Linked DNA regions of Homo sapiens: all the other regions are linked to region 1. The links are chromatin contacts, found by Hi-C or POLR2A ChIA-PET in ENCODE. All regions are on one chromosome and are shown on one strand. The core of a region is the stretch at or near the end of the contact, and the rest is flanking DNA. Distances in the headings are between cores, read along the strand shown. Region 1 has its middle 17 kb from the start of ZNF532. Region 2 has its middle 85 kb from the start of SEC11C. Region 3 has its middle 130 kb from the start of ZNF532.

What was found. Hi-C counts contacts between places; a loop is a spot of excess contacts on that map. ChIA-PET counts read pairs that join two places held with the same protein, here RNA polymerase II (POLR2A). Pooled maps may share reads with other maps.
Region 2: a map of testis shows a loop between it and region 1 (5-fold over the local background). The contact joins two enhancer-like sites. A Hi-C loop is called at or near these places in 5 of 168 maps with a recorded cell type or tissue (ascending aorta, heart left ventricle, left cardiac atrium and 2 more), 1 of 37 single-sample maps with no recorded cell type and 5 of 50 pooled maps. POLR2A ChIA-PET finds 5 or more read pairs at or near these places in 1 of 52 experiments (IMR-90).
Region 3: a map of cardiac septum shows a loop between it and region 1 (2.6-fold over the local background). The contact joins two enhancer-like sites. A Hi-C loop is called at or near these places in 2 of 168 maps with a recorded cell type or tissue (aorta and cardiac septum) and 5 of 50 pooled maps. POLR2A ChIA-PET finds 5 or more read pairs at or near these places in 3 of 52 experiments (PC-9, WTC11 and activated B cell).

The regions. Positions count from the first base shown.
Region 1 is chr18:58,844,978-58,849,976 of GRCh38, forward strand. No RefSeq gene overlaps it. Among named protein-coding and RNA genes, the nearest start is that of ZNF532, 17 kb to the right of the region's middle. RefSeq lists enhancers at 830-1,642, 1,643-2,455, 2,456-3,268. Within about 2 kb of position 2,719, at least 12 of the 41 ENCODE cell types and tissues checked have a DNase peak (open chromatin) inside an H3K27ac peak, as active enhancers do.
Region 2 is chr18:59,052,479-59,057,477 of GRCh38, forward strand. It overlaps the pseudogene OACYLP. Among named protein-coding and RNA genes, the nearest start is that of SEC11C, 85 kb to the right of the region's middle. Within about 2 kb of position 2,638, at least 7 of the 41 ENCODE cell types and tissues checked have a DNase peak (open chromatin) inside an H3K27ac peak, as active enhancers do.
Region 3 is chr18:58,988,982-58,993,980 of GRCh38, forward strand. No RefSeq gene overlaps it. Among named protein-coding and RNA genes, the nearest start is that of ZNF532, 130 kb to the left of the region's middle. Within about 2 kb of position 2,575, at least 9 of the 41 ENCODE cell types and tissues checked have a DNase peak (open chromatin) inside an H3K27ac peak, as active enhancers do.

The sequences.
Region 1 (4,999 bases), core at 1,469-3,968:
TGTATGACCCCGTGTTCTGGTTTCTTGAGCTTATAAATGCATGTGCCTTTCTTTGTTTTCTTTGGCTTTTTCTTGCCACTGTGCTAAGTCCTAGTGACTGGAACAAGCTCCTAGAGGGGTTCATTTAAAGGATTAATGTCTGCTTACTCACACGTCTTATGGGGATCTTCCTCATACCTTGCCTCACCCAAATGCATGCTGATTTTCTAACTTTCCACATGGTTCTGCCGTCAATAACAAATCTTCAAGTTAAAAAAGAGGGGTACAACCAGGATGAGAAGAGGTGCATAGCTAGAATGGAGCATCTGAATGCCACACAGCCCAGAGGTGCTCCCCTCTCCACATCTCCAGGCTTCTCCTGGTGCCTGCTCTCCAACCCCCCATGTTCTCCCAGGGCTTCTGCCTTGTACTTCTATTTGCGTGGATTTCATTCCGCTATTGATTTTTTTTTTTTTTTTTGAGGCAGAGTCTCGCTCTGTCGCCCAGACTGGACTACAATGGTGTGATCGCTGCTCTCTGCAACCACTGCCTCTGGGGTTCAAGCGATTCTCCTGCTTCAGCCTCCCAAGTAGCTGGGACTACAGGCATGTGCCACCATGCCCAGCTAATTTTTGTATTTTCAGTAGAGACAGGGGTTTCACCATGTTGGCCAGGCTGGTCTTGAACTGCTGACCTCAAGTGATCTGCTCATCTCAGCCTCGCAAAGTGTTGGGATTACAGGCGTGAGCCACCGCGCCTGGCCTTATTCCACATATTGTTGCAGAGCGTATCTCCCTTGTCTTTATCCTGCACCAGACTATAAGGTGTCATCCTTCTGGGTGCTCCCCCGGCCCCAGCACACTGCTCTGGCCACAATGCCCATGCGATGAAGAGAATCTTTTAGTATCAAGGAAGTATTGATGCCGGAGAATCTGCAGCTGTTGAGCCATGGTCAGATACACTTTGCAGAAAAAAAAAAATCACCTTCTGGTAGAATAATCTTCCAAGAGAGATAAATACATCAAGCATTAGATCAGAACCAGAAATATCTTTACCCTGAATGAGATCTTGAAGACCTAGGAAAACCTTAGGAGGCTTAGGAGTGGAGAAAAAAAGAGTCTCAGACAAAGGGAGGAGGAAGGAGAGGGCAAAAGGGTGCAGGATTACAGGGCCACACCCTCGTGAGATTGCGTAGTGATTAGCCCAGTGATGATGAATATTTATGCAGACAATACTGATTATTTTACAAGGATTCATTTGAATAATCATGAATATGTTTCCATGCATTTGCACCTAATGGGATGGTTTGCAGTCTTTAATGAGGCATTGGCGCGTGTTTGAAGAGCAAGGGAGGGCAGAGAGATGGGAAAGAACAATGCAGGTCACAACGTTCATGCAGCATTTTCTTACTGTACTGACCTCTTGTCCCTGAAGTCCTGTCTGTAAAGAACGAGGTGGGAAATGTCTAAAGCATGCCTCGGGGTGCCTATCCGTGCATAGGCTAAAATGCTTTGCTGTTTCTTCTAAGCCTACTCTGCTCTTGAAGAGAGGGAAAACCTTGACGCTTTCTTTGACCTCTCAGGCCCTCCAGTTTCAGGAATTTTGCAAGGTCACATGGCTATACAATGGCAAAACCTTTTCCGCTGGGCGCGGTGGCTCAGGCCTGTAATCCCAGCACTTTGGGAGGCCGAAGCAGGCGGATCACGAGGTGAGGAGATCGAGACCATCCTGGCTAACAGTGAAACTCCGTCTCTACTAAAAATACAAAAAAAAATTAGCTGGGCGTGGTGGCAGGCGCCTGTAGTCCCAGCTACTCGGGAGGCTGAGGCAGGAGAATGGCGTGAACCCGGGAGGCGGAGCTTTCAGTGAGCCGAGATCGCACCACTGCACTCCAGCCTGGGCGACAGAGCAAGATTCCGTCTCAAAAAACAAACAAACAAACAAAACTTTTTCCAAGGTCACATGGCTATACATTGGCAGATCCATGCCTTCAGATCCCTGTCTCTTCCAAGCACCTGGGGTGAAGTGCCACCTTTGCCAGGGTCAGTGCTGGGTTGCGGGATTGTCCTACCCTAATTACTAATGGGCTGCTCCTTTCACTGGCAAAATTGTAACAGGGTTTTAAGTAATCTGTTTTGTTCAATGGTTTGAGGAGAGCAACCGTTTGTTTCTTTTCCCTTCAGTCCCTTGCAAGATGTTAGTTTTTAAGGGAGAACTGGCAGGACGGCAGGGTTGGGGGAGCAGGAAAGGCCTGGAGGGACAGGAGCATCTCTGTGACTTGCGGAGTAGCTCAGCGGGCGGGAGGAGCTGGGGCCGCAGGAGGACTCCCGAAGTGGATTAGTTTCAACCTTCACATACTGAGATGACTTGCATCGCAAGGAAGGCGGACCTGAAATCAGCCCGCAAAAGGCAGGGGCCTACACCGCAAGGCCCATTTAGTTAATTTCTACCAAGAGTCCCAAGCATGCTCGTATGGGCGGGACAGGCAAGGGGTGGCCAGCTGATCCCGCACCTGGAGCTGGGCCATTCCAGCTCTTCCCTTTCCGGTCTGCAATTTGACCTTGGACGTGCCTTCTAGCTCTGCAAGCTTCCCCAGTTGGAGACTGGGCTGTGTGAGGCCGAAATGCAACTTAGGCTGTAGGCAAGTGCCTAGCCGGGGTGCAGACAAACACAAGGGAGCTATTATTAGGCAGTTTCTGTCGGCGGAAGCGGAATTGCAATCGGGTCGCCAGCTCCGCGGGAGAGGGAGCGGGGGCGGTAGGCGGCGGTTCAGCTGGCGGCTGCGTCCTTCCCCACGCGGGGATACACCTGCCACATCAGCTGGCACCTCCCGCGGGGAAAGGTTCTGGGTTCCTCACGGTCAAAGCAGGATTCCGACTGTAGTGTATTTTCCCAGGTTCTAAACTCACCGACCCCCCCTTGTGATTGACACATTCTTTCTTTAGATATGCTAATACCTTCAATTAGATTACTGTCTAGGCTTGCCTTGGCCGGCAGGCTTTGTCTCCTAAGGGGACTTTGCCCATCTCAGGCCTTTTACATTAGATTTTTTAATAGTTCACCTCTAAGGAGGCACATAACCTTAATTCTTCAGTGGTATCTTAATCCGGATATTCCCAACCCCGACCTCGGTGCATCCATTCGCGTGTTCATTCAACAAAGGCTTCCTACTGTGACCTTAGGCTTTTTTTTTTTTTTTTTTTTTTTGAGACGGAGTATCAGTCTGTCACCCAGGCTGGAGGGCAACCTCCGCCTCCTGGATTCAAGCAATTCTGTCTCAGCCTCCTGAGTAGCTGGAACTTCAGACACACGCCACCACGCCTGGCTAATTTTGTATTTTTGGTAGAGACAGGGTTTCACCATGATGGCCAGGCTGGTCTCAAACTCCTAACCCTGGGTGATCCACCCGCCTTGGCCTCCCAAAGTGATGGGATTACAGTTGTGAGCCACCGCGCCTGGCCCAGCTAATTTTTTTACACAGAAGAACCTCCATCTAATTTTCCGAATCTATGAACTGGGTTTTTCGGTGTCTCGTTATGAAGATGAAATAAAGTAATCCTTGAAGAAGGATTAAATGAGAAAAGCTTGAGTACCATAGTGTATGGTGTCTAGCAGGCACTCGATAAATGTGTTCAGTGGGTGAATGAATAAACTTTACCTGTGATTCCTGTCACTCCTGCAGGGTGCCTCCGGCACTGTGCTACTCTTTGGGGAAGTAATGGTGAACCAGACACAGGAGGTCCTGCCCTCAGGGAGCCTGTAATCTACTCTGTGAGGGATAGAGACAAATAAAGCAATCCCAGGGCTGGGGGATAAATGCCAACAACTTGCGAAATTCTGAGCTGACTGGAGCTCCCATCAGGAGGACCTAACCAGTGTAGAGGTCTCCACAGCTCCCAGGAGGAAGTGGGCTCTAAGCTATAACGCAAATGGTGAGTAAGAGTTAGCCAGGCAGAGGGGGAGGATCTGAGTGATAGTTAAGGGACCGCCCTGATGCAAAGGCCTCCAGGCAAGAAAGTCTTTCTTCCAACCAAAGAGACACTGAGGAACTATAGGAATGTTGCTTGCCAGGGGATTTGGGCCAAAGAGGCTGGGGAGGTAAGCCAGGGCTGGACTTTGGAGGGCTGAGTAAATCCTAAAGTCTTAGGATTTTATCCTAAGAGCTATGGAGTGTTTAGGAGATAGGGGTCCACAGGCTCAATAAAAATTGGAATATGGGGCCAGGCATGGTGGCTCACACCTGTAATCCTAGCACTTTGGGAGGCTGAGGCGGGCGGATCACCTGAGGTCAAGAGTTCAAGACCAGCCTGGCCAACATGTTGAAATCCCGTCTCTACTAAAAATACATAAAATTCGCTGGGCGTGGTGGCGGGCGCCTGTAATCCCAGCTATTCAGGAGGCTGAGGCAGGAGAATCACTTGAACCTGGGAGGCGGAGGTGGCAGTGAGCCGAGATCATGCCATTGTATTCCAACCTGGGCAACAAGAGCAAAACTCTGTTTCAAAAAAAAAAAAAAAATTGGAATATGGTAATCCCAGCTATTCAGGTAGCTGAAGAGGGAGAATCGTTTGAGCCCAGGAGTTTGAGAGTTTGAGTCTGGCCTGGGCAACATAGTGGGACTCTAAAAAATATATATTTAAAAAAACAAAATAAAACTGGCGCCTGGAGGAAGAGGTAAAGGACTGCGATGACTCAGGGCTTTCAAGTTCAAACTCCAAATCCAGGAGTATGCAACACATCAGGGCGCCAGACTGCCTGGGATTGAGAGTGACTCCTTGCTTGAAAAAGTGACCTAACCTCATTTGCAAACTTGGCTCATCACAAGCCCCAAGTCGTAGGTTTGTGAGAGACAGTGGGTGAAATAATTACAGAATGAACTACTTACAACAGTACCTGGCATAGAGTAAGTGCTCCATAGTGTTGGCTATTATCCATTCTACTCAGTTCCCAGAAGTCACAGGTCCTGCAGACCCAGCTATTTTTATTTATTTATTTATTTGAAATGGAGTCTTGCTCTGTC
Region 2 (4,999 bases), core at 1,388-3,887, 210 kb after region 1:
AGTGGCAAGGATACCAGCCAGTGGCCTTTTTGAGGTAGAGCCCACCTTAGATCCTTGAAAGCAGAGGTGCCAGGGCCCTTTGGAGAGAATTGCCCCCAGGCGCTTCCTCACATTGACGAAAAAAATACTGGTAACCATCTCATCTGGCACAAGCATGGACTGTCTGTGGAACTCATTTTGACCATGTCAATCATCCATGGGAACTCTGGGGTTCTCCACAAAACATCATCTGGAGCCAAGCCCTGGTTCTAAATGAACATGTTCTTTCCACCTAGAGTTGGGGCATGGGGAGAGGCAAAGAAAAGAGAAAAACGTTGACCCCTCTGACTTCCAACCGCACCATAATGATGAGAAACTCTTACATTCCCGTAACATGACAGAGTTCATTTCCCACAACTGTCCTAGGAGATGGGCTATGATCATTTTGCTTTTTTAAACAAAAGAGAAAATTTGTCTGAATCTCCATTTTGTAAAATGGCAGCAATAATACCCACCATCCAGGCTTGGTACAAGGCTCAAGATGAGGGATGTGAAATATGAATATCTCTAACTCAATTTCCTTTGTCTTCCCATGGAAATTCGCCCCACCCACCTACTAAATTCTTCCTCCTAGTCCAGGCAGGTGGAGAGTGTGGAGCAGAACTGGTAAATGAAGGAAGAGTGACCTTTGCTGCTCTCTTTTCAGTGCAATGGCTGGACCTGGTACCTTGCCAATGACTTCCAGTTCCACCTCACCACACCAGTGATTATCTTCATCCATGTAAAGTGAGTCTGATTGGGACAAGCTTTTCTCCTCATGTGCCCTCTTTCACAAAACCCTCAGAAAGTATCCCAGTTCCGTGCAGAGCTGCTTTTTAAAATCTAGGAAACTTTACAGAAAAGTAAATACCAAATCCTCTACGGTCTGCCTTCTTCTGCATTCTTTTCCAACATTGATCCTACGCCAGTCAGTGTGTGTTTTGCAGAGTTACAATCAGTGTGTGCATGTAATATCTAGTGCTCAGCTTTTTCCATTTAACTGTTCTTATAAACATTGCCACATATTGACATAACCTGCATACTTGGCAGTTTTAGGGTTTATCTACCATTTTTATGGTTGGGTATCTAGATTGTGGCCAATTTTTCATGATTATAAATGTCACTGCAATGCATGCCTTTGAACACACTACTTTTTCTCTTAGTTATTTTCACAGGGGCAGATTTCCAACTGGAATTGCTAGGTCAAAGGGTAGGAACAATTCTGTGGCACTTGTCACATATTGTGAGATTGCTCTCCAGAAAGAGTGAAGTAATTTACAACGCCCTCAGCCATGTATCGGTGCACCAGCTTTCCCACATTGGATATTTATCACCTTAATTTTTGTTAGTTTTAGAAACACCTTAAGGCCTCAATAATTCATGGAGAGACTTGTAGTTGTGGATTATTCATGCCATATTTTAAAAATTTATTGTTCTTTGTGTTAAAATATATGTTCAATTTAAGAAACATTGGAAAACATTAGGAGTTAAGAGAGGGGGGAATAATCACCCCAGTTCCACTTTGTCAGTCAAGGGAAGGAGAATTTGCTGCTAATATTTTGGGGCTTATCCTTCTGATATTTTTTCTGCCCAGTTTTTTTTTTTTTTTTTTTTTTTTAAAGAGATGAGGGTCTCACTCTGTCACCCAGGCTGCTATAGTGCGGTGGTGCCATCATAGCTCACTGCAGCCTCCAACTCCTGGGCTCAAACGATTCTCCTGCCTCAACCTCTCGAGTAACAGGCATGGACCACTGCACCTTGCTAATTTTTTACCTTCTGTAAAGAGATGAGGTCTTGCCGTGTTGCCCAGGCTGTGCCCTGCTTTTGATACATGAAAGCATTCTGTATATACACCTTGGTATCTTTCTTTCAATAGTTTTATGACACATGCATTTCCCTATATTATTTTATTTTTAAAGCAACATAATTTAAATGTCTGCATAACATTCCATTCCATGAACTAACTATATAATTTATGTATACCTTCTATTGTTTAATACTGGGATTATTTCCAATGTTATGCATTCATAAATAATGGCTTGATAAATATTTTCATGGAAACCATTTGTCTCCAACTTTGATACTTCTCTACAACATATATCTTTGAGGGGAATTAATAGGTCAAAGGGCATGAATGTCTTTTACGCTCTTGAATCATAATGATAAATCACTTTCCGTAGAGGGAACATCAATATTCAGTCCTCTAGTCATCCAATTTAACTGTTGCCAGAATGGAATATTAATAATAAAACAAAACATCTGAGTCTTCACATGTTCTTCCTTCTGTGTCCAAGTTTCCTCTTCTTATAAGGACACAGTCATATTGGATTAAGGCCCACCCCAATGACCTCGTTTAATGTTAATTATTGCTTTAAAGACTCTATCTTCAAATACAGTCACACTCTGAATTACTGGGGGTTAGGATTTCAACATAGGACTTTGTTGGGGACATAATTCAGCCCATAACATTCAATGTCAGGAAGATTTATGAGTTTAGTTGAAATGGTGCTAGCTGGAAGAGACTTGTGGAGTCTGTGGTGGAGATACTGATCTTGGAAGTAGGTGCCAGGGACTGGGCTCAAGTCCCCCAGGGAGTTAAACACATATTTACTCGGGTGGCTGTGGGTTTTTATTGGATGGCCTGACTACCACTTACCTAGGACACTGAGTTCTTATGCCTCCGCACTCTAGACTTGCCTGGGAACCCATGTGAGTGTCCTTGTGACTGAGGAGCACTGGCCCCGTGTCAGCATCTTTCCCAAAGGCTGTCGTGGAAGGTGGATTTCAGTCCTTCAGCTGAAAACCCACACTGTCCAAACTTGTGACTATGCAACAAGATTTAGCTTATAAGTGGAGGGAAATATAAAAGTAGGGCTTTTCTTCCTTTAGAGAATATAATTCCATGGAATGCCAGTGGAATCAGGTCTTTCTGGAGCTCAGTAATTCAAGGAGAGAAGAGCTAAGGGGTCTGGCAGAAGTCATAGTAAATATACATACAGCATTATTACCATAACCCCCTGCTTACCCTCATAGCAGACATTAGTAATCAATCATAGCATCATGGAGCTAGAATTCATCCTTCTTTCCAAATATTACACTAACATTGGTACTCTGGCTGAAAATAATTTTCTCCCTGTATCACTTGATAACTGAATAGTATCTATCTCATCCCTTCCTCATGAACAGCCATGGCAACTTTCACTAGCAGAATTGCATTGTCAAAGGCATTTTCCAGGTCAGGCTGTGCCTGGATGGTCTCGCACTTGTGTTTGACATTTCTTCCACACCACTGTGGATCCTCTTAATCCCAACCCTCACACTTCGGAGCAGGTACAACCAGACAGCGCCTCACTCTGGGTGCTTCAGGAAACATCCTAGTCTTATACATGCACGGTCCCAAAGTGTGGAGGAATTAATTTGTGTGGGACCATCCTTAACCCATTTGAGATAGAAGACAGTGGGAAAATCCTTCTGTCTTTCATCTCACAGGACAGTTTTAAGGTACATTTCATATGGCCCTGTGGAACATTCTGGAAGAACTGAGCATTGGCCACCTTGATAGCACATCCTGGTATTGGTTTTCCCTGCTTCCCTGTTCTCCTACCCTATCCCTCATTCCTACACCCACGTGAACTACCTGCACCCGGACATTTGTCTCAGGCTCTGCTCCTCAGTTGAAGGCGTGCCTGGTTCCCCCTCTGCATTAGTCCGTTTTCACATGCTATAAAGAACTACCTGAGACTGGGTAATTTATAAAGAAAAGAGGTTTAATTGACTCATGGTTCTGCAGGCTGTGCAGGCTTCTGCTTCTGGGAAGGCCTCAGGAAACTTACAATCAGGGCAGATGGGGAACCAGGCACATCTTAATATGGTGGGAGCAGGAGGAAGAGAGCAAAGCGGGGAGGTGCTACACACTTTTAAACAGCCAGATCTCATGAGAATTCACTCACTATCACAAGAACAGCAAGGGGGAAATCCATCCCCACGATCCAGTCACCTCCTATCAGGCCCCACTTCAACACTGGGGATTACAATTCCACATGAGATATGGGCAGGGACAAAGATCCAAACCATACCATCCTCCTTCTCGATCCTCTCTCCCCTGTGCTTGGAGTGGGTCCACCCCGTGTCCCACCCTGCCTTTGACAGTCCTCTCTCCCAAATCAACCACCACTTGTATCCATATCGGGTTTCATAGATGACAAGGGACGTTCCCAGGCATGGACTCCTTTTGAGCTGCATAGTAAGCCTCAGGGTGGGCAGGCGAGGATGCGATTACTGTTCCTGTCTAGACCAGGAAACTCAAGCTCAAGGCCCTGCCCGGTGTGGCACAACTAATGGATGGTCAAGACCGAGGCTGCCTCAGGTCCTCCAGCCCCAGCCCCGCTCTCCCTGCCACTCATCAGCCTCTCAAAAGCAGGGCCTCTCAAAAGCAGGAAGTACCTCTGATGGTCAGGATTTCCAGCCTTTCGTGCCATAGGAAGCGCATGTGTGGGGCAAGAAACTGAAGGGCACTCCTCTCCGTATCCTCTCTTCTTTGCAGGAGTACACAGATCCTCATCCTCCTTGGGGCCATGCTGTTCTTGGCATCTTTCACAGCCACTGCTCTGATCACCTTGGCATATAAACTTCCTGTCGTGGCTCCATCAGAAACCAGGTAATGCGGTTCCCCAGCCTGCCCCTTTCTGGCCAGGACTTCCCGGGGAGGGCTGCTGAATGCCAGGCTGTTCACCCTGTGCCCTTTGGTTCATGGAAAAAGTGGGTATGAAACTTTTGGTCTGGATGGGAAAGCTGATTGCCTTCTTGCTTCCAAACTTCTGAACCTTTCAACCTGCACTGGTAGGTCCTCTCTGAACTCAACGTTGCCCATTGAAACGCTTCCCAGAGGAAGGAGCGCCCCCATGTGGCTGTACTGTGTTTCTCCTCCAGCAGCCAATTGCTGCTTGGTGGCTCTGTTGGATGGAGAGACTGAACCTACCTC
Region 3 (4,999 bases), core at 1,325-3,824, 140 kb after region 1:
TTGTGCAATTTACACACACACGCATGCACACACACGCACACACACACGCTTTGCAAATATCAGATGCTGTAAGGATTCCAGATTGTAGCTCTTAATTTTAACATACATCTTCTAAACAAAGAACCTACCCTTAATTACCTTAAAAACTTGGCTCCTACTCAAGAGGTGTAACTCACTCTGCTTAAATGCATCCTTGAAACTTCTTGTTTTCTTTGACAATTTTTGTTTTTCTTTTCTCAGTTATGAATCTCACACCCTTACCGAGTTAGCTGTAAGCCTTTGGAATATGACAATGTGAATGTCTTTCTTTATAAAGATCATGATAACCAGAAAACAATCTATAGTAGATGCACAGAACATAAATAGAAAGGATTATTCATAACATCCCACTACAGCAGTCAAACCACAAACCATCCAGCAAGACAGGGAGAAACAAAATACATCCCCAACAACCAGAAAACAAATTACAAAATGGCAGTAATAAGTTCTCACCTGTCAGTAGTTACTTTGAATGTAAATGGGTTAAATTTTCTAATATGAGGACAGAGTGGCTGAATGGATTAAAAAAAAGACCTAAGTACCCGACTGTATGCTGCCTACAAGAGACTCAACTCTCTTAAGGATGCACATAGACTGAAAATGAAGGAATGAGAAGATACTGTATGCAAATGGAACCAGAAGAGAGCAGAGGGTAGCTATACCTACATCAGACAAAGCAACTTTAAGTCAGAAGCAATAAAAGAGACAAAGGACATTATATAACAATGAAAGGGTCAATTCATCAAGAGGATACAATAATTATAAATGTATCCAACATTGAATGAAGCACCTAAATATATAAAGCAAATATTAATAGATCTGAAGGGAGATAGAAACTATAATACAATAATAGTAGGGGACATCAATACCCCACTTTCAATAATGGATTACCATCCAGACAGAAAATTAATAAGGAAACATTGGACTTGAACTACACTTTATGACCTGACAGACATATACAGAACATCCCATCCAACAGCAACAGGATACACATTTTTCTCAAGTACACACAGAACTTTCTCCAGGATGGATCATATGTTTGGCTGCAATACAAATCTAAACAAATTTCAGGGGATCAAAATTACCTTAAGTATCTTTTCTGACCACAATGGTGTGAAACTTGAAATCAGTAACAGGAGAAATCTTGGAAAATTCACAAATAAGTAGAAATTAAACAACATGGGTCAAAGAAGAAATAAAAAAGAAAATCAAAAAAATCTTGAGACAAATAGCAACTATGTACCAAACACCTATGGGATGCAGCAGAAGCCATTCCAAGAGGGAAATTTATAGCAAGAAATGCCCATATTTCTGTGAAAAGTCTCTCTTCATGCTACTAGAAGTTTCTGGAGTAGCCAGTTGTCATTCTATAGTCACTGTTACCCCCAATCAACCCATTCTGAACAGCCCAGCCTCAGTTCACATGGTTTGAGTATAAGGCTGAATTTGAGACTAGGCTACTCTCAGTCTTTTCAGAGTATTTTCTTTTCACATCCATTTTTTCTTCACAGTCCCAATGGATTTTGAATGTTTTAGTAACGATTCAATACATTGGATAAAACTTTAATGATCTTAGCCTACATTTTTCTAGGCATTTGCTCATTTATATTTGCTGCCTTCTTTGGAAATCTAGATTTGGGGGTACCCTAGATCCTGTTTCAATTAAGGTCCCAGCAGAATGCAGTGCAGCACACTGCAAAAGGTTTAACTTTCAAGAAATTAAGGAAGGGACTATACACAGAGCTGTGTGCTGGAACAAGGCCTGAGAAGCCTGAGTAGGGGTGGAAGCTGGAGCTGTGGGAAAAGGGCACTCAGGAAGAGCCACTGCCAGAGCCACAGTGAAGCCAGGAAGGTGTGGGGAGCGGAATCACCAGGAGGCCCTCTCATCACACTCAAAGATTTCCTGCCCGCACCTCCCACCTGCCAAAGCTAAATACAAGCTAGATGACAAGGCAGCCACAGTAATAGTCTATAGATGTCCGTGTGTTGGGCACAAAACAGGACAAAGAAGGGTGGATGAAGGATCTGGGTTTCCGAGTGGGAGGTTATAATGATCACTGACACGTGGCATGCACTTTCAGGAGTGCGTGTTCTATGCCTGTTTTGTCAACATGCATTTTGTCCCCTACAGGCAGGCTCTCCAATGGAATACGGTACTTCAGATTCTACATTTACCCTTTCTAATTACCTTGCCAGGTTTCTCCTGGAATTATACCTTTTCCCTAGTGGTTATTTTTATGCAAGGAAACAGAATCACATTTCCCAGAAGATATTCCTTACCAGTTTCTAAATTCAATTTATGAGGTTAGTTCTGACTCATCACGTAGCGCTATTTATAATGTTTCCCAGTATTTAAGGGAACTGATTATTAAATTTGCTGTGCTATTTTATTGCAAGCTGCTTTATCCTTGAGCTTTTCTTATAGTTAGAACTGTACATTACATGACCATGGCAGATCTATTTGCAAATACAATCCTTGGCAAGACCATGTTTTCACCCGGGGGAGTTCTATAATTAGAGTCCACCATAGCACACCTCCAAGTCCAACTCAGTTCCAGAAAGTGTGGGTTTCGCCCCTGAGTCCATGAGTCATTTCCTGACCTTCAGGTCATGTCATGCTTAATTGGATTGGTTATTTTTGGAGAACAAATGCTATTTGTTTTTTAAAAAAGAACAAGGTAGGCACAGGTCCGCTGATCAGAGAGGATGGTGTGATGTTGACAAGAGTTAACGGGAAGTAGAGCAACATCTTCCACCCTTTCCAAGGTGGAAACAGATGCATCTGTAAGCAGGAGTAATGAATGTCTCTACTTTGCCAGTTCAGCACCTGAACTTCCCTTTCCAGTGTTGGGGGTACCTGCCATTGTATGAATCTTGGCAAGAGATAGATCTTACCTCCCACTGCAGAATCCAGAAGGTCACTCACCCTGACTCCCAGCAGCCTAACTTCAGGCACGGGATGACCAAAACTATGCTCCTGCTCGACTCTTCAGTAGGTGATACAAAGGAGCGGGCCAGTTCAACACCATTTGTCTGGTGGCGTGATGGCAGCATAGTGGCAATGGCCGTGGTGACTCTGAATTGAGAGTAGACTTGTGAACTGTTTGTCAAGGTGAGGGAAGTCAGTTTGTCTTTAAGGAACTACTGAATGTCTTGGACACAAGCAGTGCCAACATCATGGGGAGAACCTAAAGTTTAGACTCTTGGTTCCCTCTGAATAAGACACCAGCTAAACAACATGCCAGTCTCTGTTGTTTCAGAAGAGACCAAAATAAATGGAAGCGAGTGCCTTTCAATTGCTATAAGACCAGCCCCGGAAGACCTCCCTGCTCCCGTCACCATATCTAACCTCACCTCCTATCACTTCCCCCTACTCCCATGTCACTCCTTTTCGTTCCTATCCACGATTCATATTCCTGTTACAGGACCTTGGCACATGCTCTTCCTTCTCGTGGAATGCTCTTTCCCCAGTTCTCATGAGGGTTTTTCACATGTTTCACATCCGGTCCATGCAGAAGTCCCCCGCCTGGAGAGCCTTCCCCAATTCCCTTACTGAAATGTGCCCACCCCACTGAGCACACACCTGCTTTGCCACTCTCCATCTCCGCTTCCCATTATTTTTCTCCCTGGCACTTATCACTGCCTGACATGATATGCTTATGTGCTAAGTGTCTGCCATCCCCTGGAAGAATGTTCTAAGATTTTCCATGAACTCTCTGCTTGCTTTCTAATCTGAAACTGCCATTTCCTCTCATTGCAAGAGGCATTCTTCCTTTTGCGGCCTGAGAGCAGTGGGTATTAGTTATATTTTCCCCTTTGATCCTTATTCTGGACAGTCAAAACTGATCCTTGTTTTCTCAAACCCATTGCCAAGTGATGGGAGCCCGAATGCCCTTTCCTTTTTAATAGTTACTTGAATAAAGTGACCGTGTCATAAATAATAGCACCAGCCGGTTGATTGCTGCTGCTTCCGGAAACGTTAGAGGCCTGCTTTCAGGAAACGAAGGCATTATTTATTTTCATGTCCTATTTTTATGCCCAGCAAACTGCTTGCAAAAAACAAAAAACAAAAAACAAAACAGGTACCTAAAATATTTTTGTAAAATGACTGAGCTTCCTTGAGCCTTGATTAGTCATAATTTTTTTTTTCTTAGGGGTTGGGACAAACAGAAGGATCTTGAGCTATTAATTACCCAGAAGTAAGATCCTCTTTTTCTTTTTTATTTAGGTAGTATTTTTAAACCATCGTAAGTGGTTTTTATTCCTAATGATTAAAATGTGGAGGTGGGTTCTGCTCATTATATTTTTTCTCCACTTGAAAAAAGATGAAGTATTTAATGCTGAATTCTAAAAGCAATGTCATTCTTACTTTCAGTGACTACATGACATCAGCAACTAACCCGGGAATAAATCCAAGTTTCAGAGATTTTTCTGTTTAATCATTCATACAGACTTCCCTTGGTATTGGCAGTGGAAAAGTTCCAGAACCACTTCCTGTGGATACCAAAATCCACTGATATTCCTGGATATAAAATGGTCTAGTATTTGCATATAATCTACATTCCCCTCTATACTTTAAATCATCTCTACAGTACGTACAACACCTAATACGATATAAGAACTTGTTACACTATATTGTTTTATTTGTATTTTTAAAAGTTGTTTTTTTTTTTCCCCTCTGAATCTTCTTTCCACCATTGATTCAAACTGTGGATTTGAAACCAGCAGACTGCATTCAAATTATCTAAACCTCTAGTTTTTTCAATCCCCTCTCTCACCCTTTTCTAAGGTAGAAAGATGGTTAAGCAAAACAAAACCCAAAAAGCAACTTGGCAGTGGGAGCTCTAATGCTAACAAACATTTATTTAGGACTCGGGATTCTATAAATGTTTCTGTATCATGAGCTTTAAGTTCATACTACAATGCAACTGTGTGAAGTAGGCTGAGTTCATAATTTTAC